Regions from separate parts of the Homo sapiens genome. Here all the other regions are linked to region 2. A link is a loop called in an ENCODE intact Hi-C map of the cell type or tissue named here. Cell type or tissue: PC-9. All regions are shown on one strand.

The links. A loop is a pair of places that touch in the nucleus more often than their neighbours do. Peaks named below come from ENCODE experiments on the same cell type or tissue, not always from the same donor. Only the 100,000 strongest peaks of a DNase experiment are listed, where the experiment ranks them.
Region 1: a loop joins it to region 2, with 9 times the contacts of the local background. A loop is called at or near these places in 3 of 110 quality-filtered maps.
Region 3: it touches region 2 in a loop (3.0-fold over the local background); 11 of 110 quality-filtered maps call a loop at or near these places.

Annotation. Positions count from the first base shown.
Region 1 is chr3:169,111,214-169,113,713 of GRCh38, reverse strand. MECOM (MDS1 and EVI1 complex locus) reads left to right here. Exons shown (of 17, transcript NM_004991.4): 9 at 840-927. Among named protein-coding and RNA genes, the nearest start is that of LINC01997, 110 kb to the right of the region's middle. In PC-9, no CTCF peak of the experiment used is centred here; a DNase peak (open chromatin) is centred at 1,343; H3K27ac peaks cover 1,827 bases.
Region 2 is chr3:168,951,380-168,953,879 of GRCh38, reverse strand. No RefSeq gene overlaps it. Among named protein-coding and RNA genes, the nearest start is that of LINC01997, 50 kb to the left of the region's middle. In PC-9, a CTCF peak has its summit at 1,134; DNase peaks (open chromatin) are centred at 1,199 and 2,289; H3K27ac peaks cover 1,209 bases.
Region 3 is chr3:169,743,276-169,745,775 of GRCh38, reverse strand. No RefSeq gene overlaps it. Among named protein-coding and RNA genes, the nearest start is that of ACTRT3, 25 kb to the left of the region's middle. In PC-9, a CTCF peak has its summit at 1,002 (motif pointing right); no DNase peak of the experiment used is centred here.

The DNA.
Region 1 (2,500 bases), 160 kb before region 2:
GTTTTTTTAATTACCAAGTTGGTAAAAGAAATTAATTCAATGAATTAATTCAACATAGGGATATTATTTCCCTATGTGCTTAATACAAAATAGAATGGCAAACATTTCTAAAGCAGAAGGGATATATAGGTAAGTTTTATGTGTCTCTCTCTATCTTCAGAAAGCTCCCCATTCTCTTCTCACCACACCCATTCTATCTGCCTGCCTTCTTTATCAGCAGTGGCATCCAAAGAGCATATATTCTCTCTCTCTCTCTGAATATATATTAAATATAATTTACATAAAATATTTATATATCAATATATTATGCTATATGTTTAAATATAAATATATATTGAGAGAGAGAGAACCTCAAAGAGTGGCTAGCAGTGTATATGCTTGGAAATGCCCTTACTATTATTGACAAATATGGAAGGAATAAAGTGCACATTTGGGAGAACACCTTCTTGGTAGAAAATTGCTCTAATATTCAAAATCAGCCTTGACCTCATGATTTCAAAATCATTAAGCATTCTTGTCTACATTTGGAATGGAAAGGTACTGAATTCATGACAAATGCCTCTAATTTAGTGACTCCTTATTTTTCATGTTTTCTCGTTATTCCTATTCCTAGTCATTCAGTAGGGTTTTTCCATTATAAATAGGAACTTTTCTTCTTAAGCACCTAGAAGTGTCATGAGGAATCTCCAAGAACTGGACAGATGTCTCTATAGTTTTATGAGTGCGCTTCCCAGAAACCTACCATTGACTTTATTGTTAGTTCCTTTAAATGTCAGTGATTATGTAGTGATTGATATGTGAGACTGCTTCATCTCCAAAATCTAATTTTAACCTTTCAGAGTAGAGAAAAGAAAACTAACTGACCCACTTGAAGCTTTAAAAGAGAAATACTTGAGGCCTTCTCCAGGATTCTTGTTTCACCCACAAGTAAGTATTTTGGATTTGAGATTTCCAGCTTGTAAACTAACTTGTTGATCCTGAAAAGCAGGTGCAATGAAATGAAAGACATCTTGAGAACATTAGGATTTCCTATGACGCTGGTGTGGAAGAACACAGGAAATTCTAGCAGAATTAAAACCCAAACTCTTTAAAGAAAAATTAGTTAATATATGTGTAAAAATAACATGATTTCAGTGTTAAATGATTGTCTGCTATTAACTGTTTATTGAGTTAAAGTGCATTTTGGAGTGAGCAGGATTCAGTTAAGAAAATAAATATCCAAGATGTGTTTTGTGTGTGGTGGTTGCTGATACTAAGAAATAGATCATACTGTGACTCGTCCCATACTCATGAAGGTCATTCTTGTTCTTTTCGGGCTTAGATAAAAACAGGAAATGAGTCTACCTGACAAGTTGTTACCATAGAGGGTGAAGGAATTTATCTAGAGACCACTGAGCATTCCAGCAAAGCTCTGTAATTGCACAAGAATTCACCACAATGCACAGTGCTATTTGCAGAATAGAATTGTGTTCATTTATCAAAATATATACAGTTTATCATTGCAAGGAAAATGCAAAGCAGCACTATCTCTAATTGGTTCATCCTAAAGTCCTTATACATTTAGTAATTTTAAAAAACAGGTTTACATATTTTCCACCATGTGGAAAATCGTATTGAAAGAACAAATACGGTATATAAACATCTTGAATGTGGTTTCTTAATTTAAAATTTATTTTACTTTTGTTTAAAGGATGCAAGCTCTGGTCTTTATAGATAGCAACATTTTAATAAAAATTCTTAAAAATAGAATAAACTAATTTGTTCTGTTGTAATATGTTCAAACAAAAAATGATGGTTCTCTAATAAAATCAGGGGAAGTTTATGCAAGCTGTCTTATGGAAAGCTATGAGGTAATTAAATTAATTAAATAAAGATCATGGGATATGGTTCTTTTTTCCTTTTCCTTTCTGTTACCTCTTTTGTATTTTTTCAAGTATCTTTCTAGAGTCCTGAATAAAGAGTATGAGAGTTGTAACACAATCTTCTGGGTTAGTTGGATAAATCTACTATTACTAAAGAACTCTCACTCCCTTTCAAAATGAGATAATATGTGGTTTAGCAGTAAAAGTTTCAGAAACATTCCAGTTAGTATTAATTTTATATAGGAAGATTAAAGAATGTTACTCACATAATTACTTTATGGAAAAGAAGTAAGTTACAAAACAGTTAATGTTTATCGGGACTATATTTTATATTTAGACTGATCTAAATAGTACTTGTAAAGTTTCATAGGCTAATAAACTGGAATGTAGCACATATTTTGTGTCAGATATTGTACAAAAAGTACATCTCTCTTGATACTTCCTTTATAATTATAAATAAATACTTATGAACATATAATATTCATGTATACATTAATGTTACAAAAATTAATTACAGTAATATTAATTACAGTAGTCAAGTGATTTTCATGTTCTGATAATCTTTACAATTTAGTAATTAACCATTTCAAAATTGAGTGCTATGGGTTCACGGTAGAATGGAGAAAAACCAAAAAGGG
Region 2 (2,500 bases):
GAAGGGGGCACTCCTTTGCTCAGATATACACTTCTTCATATCAACATAAACATAAACTGTTTCTTGATATCTGTAGTACCTCAAAGTCTGTCGGTCTTCTTATTTTACCTTTATTATACAATACTCAAAGCAGATTCAAGGGTCCAGCCTCTGTGTTAGAGAACTAAATGGAAGATGTTAAGGTCAGCATGACTTAACATGACAATCAGGTCAACATGACCCTTTTCAGGACTAAGTGCTAATCCTGTGGCCAGCTCAAAGAATAATGCTGTCCCCCTCCCCGCAGTTTTTCCTTTCATCACATTTGTTACGAAGACAAAACGTTCTATTTAGAGTCAAGATTGCCTATTTAACATGATGTGGAAAAAGAAATTATAAAGTTATTTAAAAAGTTCTTCCTCCCTACTCTCCATTCTCCACCATTACCCTGCCCAACTACATAAACATTAAAATCCAATCTAGCCCTCATTGTGAGACTTAGGAAGGCATGTTTCTATTGGCAACCAAGTTCCTTAACATCACTGCACACTGACTAGAAAGGAATCAGGATTGACGAAAACACAAAGGTAAGATTTGTTCTAGATGATTTATTCTGCTGTAATTTCTTCCAAAAGCTCCCTATCCCCAAAACACACACACCCTTTTTTCCCTTAAATAAATAATGAGCTTTGGAAGTCCTTTAACCTGTTTTTCTTATAGACATCTTTCTAAAAGAAAATAGAGACAGTATATTCTGGAAGTTTATATAAGTTCCAAAAAAGGAGTCACTCTGGTGCAGTTTCAACCCTCGCTACAGCAGGTTTCTTTATGGTGAGTATGACAAAGGGCAGGCTGTGCTGCAAAAATGCCAGCCATCTCTGTGTTCAGAAACCTTCTATCACTCTTCTTGATTTGACATGAAATATTAAACACCAGTTACCAGCAAAAACTTATTGAACACAGATGTCCACTATCACTTTCAAATTGCTAAAGTCAATTTAGGTTTATATATTTTCTTTGCTTCAGCATTTGCATGCAACGCAAATGTTCTGTGACAGTAATGATTTCGCAATATACCATTTCAATTAGGAAAGCACGTTGTATATGTGTTTTCATTTTTAAAATGCCTATTTCTTTTCATTTTGAAGCTCTGTGTCCCTCAATAATAATGGGACCTTGGATTGAAAAATAAATAAAAAGAAAGAGCTCCACCTACTGATTCATTTTACAAACGTTTTTTCTGTTCTACTTGAATTGAAAATGCTCTTTGGCACAACAGGGACCTTGTGAACATGTAACTCAAACTGTTTGGTTTGAAAAAAAAGAAAAAAAAGATACAGGACTTGCCCCCATGGAAAGGAATTGGTTAGAATGGAGCTCTGTCTGTCTCTGTGACTTAAAAGGCCTCCTCCCCTTTTTCTGTGCCCCTCAGAAGACCTAATTAATAAGTCTGCTTCAGGTTTAGTGCTCCCCAGGGGTATAGGTTAACTGTGGCATTCCCTTTTGCTGGGTTTAACAGAATTCTGGCGAGTCACACATTTTGCTCTACTACAATAATCGTATTCATGTCACTGGCTGCCCCTTCCTTCTGAAGGACTTGGTGGGCGCCCTTTGAAAGGATTTACAGGGCCATTTCTCCCACTGGTGAAGCTGGAATTGTTCAATGCCTACCATACTACTCCCCAACCCCCACCAGCACCTAGACTCAAGTGATTTCATAGGGAAGTGAAGAAAAACATCCACTGGGAACCTGGGGGTAACTTAAGGAGGCCAAGATTAATTACTTGAGGAGGAACTGCCTGGGCCGGACACTGGGGGTGCTCTTTGGGAGCAGCATCTGGAACGATGGCCTGTTGTGATGTCTGCCAGCTCTGGTCCTGCTAGCTCAGTTGCTCAAAAGCTTCCAGAACCATTTTTAATTCCTGCCTTGGAGCTACTTTTAGGGACGTGTCCCCAGGAGTCTCTCATTGTGTGCCAACCCATGCAGTTTTCTGGTTGTATCACATCAGACTGATGTGACTTATTGGGGGAATATTCTAACCTCTTGACGGGTCACAATGTCCTGGGCCTTCCAGTTTGGACCCTGCTTCCTACATTATAGAATTTCTTTTAAGAAGAAAAAACCCTAGACTGTATTTGTCTCATACATTTGAGCAGTGACTATAGAAAATATTACCAATGGGCAATAAGATGGTATCTAGAAACACACAATGGAGTGGCTTCGAGTCCCCTACCTTTGAACCTGTCTGCTCAGTCATGCATTCCATAGACATGATTAACTAACCATAGGACCCAGGTATTCGAGGTCTGAATATAAAATGTTCATTCTTCCCCCAAATGATTCACACATCACCTATCACCGCACAGTTGCCAAACTCTATGGTTTTCTTGTCACACATAAATTCAATAGCTGACCACAGCCAGGGACAGAGATTTCTTATAAATCAAATAACTACAAACATTAGAGAGAGAGGGAGGGGACTCACTGCCACATTTCAGTCAATCAAAAATACACGTAATG
Region 3 (2,500 bases), 790 kb before region 2:
TCAGAGCTCTGTCTCCCTTTCCTAGTGGGAGAGGTTGTGGGAGAAGTTGAACATGGCTGGGTTCTCTGACTCAGATGCATTGCTTTTATGGTAGCATTTTGCCCTAAAGGGGCTTTCTGTAAATTTGAGCTTAAGTATGTACTACTAGAGGCCTAAAGAAGGCTAAGTGGTAGCTACTCTATTTTTCAAAAGAATATTAATAGCTAAATGTAAAGTTAAAAACTGACTTTGGGCCGGGCGCGGTGGCTCACGCCTGTAATCCCAGCACTTTGGGAGGCCGAGGCGGGTGGATCATGAGGTCAGGAGATCGAGACCATCCTGGCTAACAAGGTGAAACCCCGTCTCTACTAAAAATACAAAAAAAATTATCCGGGCGCGGTGGCGGGCGCCTGTAGTCCCAGCTACTCGGGAGGCTGAGGCAGGAGAATGGCGTGAACCCGGGAAGCGGAGCTTGCAGTGAGCCGAGATTGCGCCACTGCAGTCCGCAGTCCCACCTGGGCGACAGCGAGACTCCGTCTCAAAAAAAAAAAAACAAAACAAAACAAAAAAAAACTGACTTTGCCATGAGTGTTTCCAGTGATTTTTATGATAAAACACATTAACCTATTCATAAGGTAAATTTTGAAATGAAGTTAAGGTAATTAAAAAGAGACATTACTTATATTTCTTCTCGATTGCAGCAGCTAATATTGTGGGCCAAATGGAACTCAGTAAAACATGATTTGCTTTCAACTTTAATCGAAACTAAGAATAATTACTCACAGCAATTTTTCTGATTTTAGAGAAGAAAGTTTTCTGGTTTATTATGCTTTTTCTTCTCTTTAGTTCTCAAATTACAAATGCTAAATAGCTGTATAAGTAAAAAGAAACTGACTACTTTCATAAAGTCATTTTTTTTTCCATTTTAAATTTATGATCTGTCAAGACCTCAAGAAGGCTGAAAACTTTTGGCTTAACTCTTTTATTTTTTCTCAACAGTAGATGGCAATATCTGTTCACCTGTAGCAAAAAGCCCACTCACATGAATAACTGCAGACTTAGATTTTTTTTTCTCCCACTCTGTAAAGTGAAATCAGCCTATTTAAAATTGTAAATTGAAGACAGAAACAGTTTGCAAGTTTGTACAATATTACTTTTTAAATGTTGGTTGAAGGAGTACAAAAGTATGTGAGTACTTTTGTACTATGAAAACTATGCCTTCTTTCACTCCAGGGTAGACAAGGAGAGCAGCTCCAGAGAAGGCTGCTGAATGCAGTGAACAAAGAGAACCTGTGGGTAGATGGTCTGTGGCAGGAGCAAGAGAGGATAAGCTAGCAGGTTTTAGTTTGTTCTGTTAAAGTTTATGCTCAGATCTTGTTATATACCCATAGAGGTTTTTTGCTTACATTTAAAAAAATCCTGAAGTGTGCTTTTTGCCTAGAAATTTGTAAGCTTTTCACATTTTTTATATCAAGAAATAAAGCAAGAAATAAATAAAACAATGCCAATTTTGTACCCAAGGCTAACATTTACTCTTTCCTTCTCAAAGGAGTAGTGGGGGAGGGGTGAAGACTAGTCTTTGGGAGAGGTTTCTCTTAGATCTGATCCTCTTGTTGGTCCCCTCAACCCGAGCAGTTACACTTTATAAAGTGCATTTCTCGCGTTGGTAAGTAATGGCACCACAGTTTCAAAAATTTCAAAAATTACAGGTGAAGACCTAAACAAAATAGCTGCTCTACAGGTTAAACAGCTTTACTTTTGTGATACAACAATAAATGAGCTTTTTAAAAAAGGGATAATATATAGTCTTATCCTCCACATCTTAAGTATGTACAAAGGAATATCATCTATTCCTTTGAACGCCTAATTATTATAATATTGTGCAGTATGATGAGAGAACATTGGCATATCTCCTGTAACTCTCTAGCTTTTATTTTTCCATAATGAGTGTTATCCTTCATTGACATATACCTTTAATATGTAACATTTGTTACTAAGTTGATTGTTTATCGGCTGTAACTTTTGCTTTTGTATTGCAAAACAAGTCATTTATTCGTCAAAATCATTCCATTGACAGTTTGCTCTTTGGAAGACTGTGGATGGGAAAACAGCTCTTTGCAGACAAAACTGCTAGGAGGTAGGACAAGAGTCTACCACTGCATTCCCGAACATTAAACCGGAAACAAAATGCAATGAAAAAGAAAAAGTGGGTCACATCTGCTGGTATCAAATAGGTTTAGTTTCCATGACATCATGCTGATTAAGACTTCAGACACACATTAGTATTGGGCTACTTTTCATTAAAAAATGACTGTTTCCTTGTTCCTATAGTTGAGGACCAGCCTCTCAGAATCTGACTATAATCCTTTTATAATCCTTTTGAATTTCTTTTTTATTTTTATTTTTTATTTATTTTTTTCTTTTTAGACAGTGTCTCACTCCGTTGCCCAGGCTGGAGTGCAGTGGCGTGATCTCAGCTCACTGCCACCTTTGCCTCCCAGGTTTAAATGATTCTCCTGTC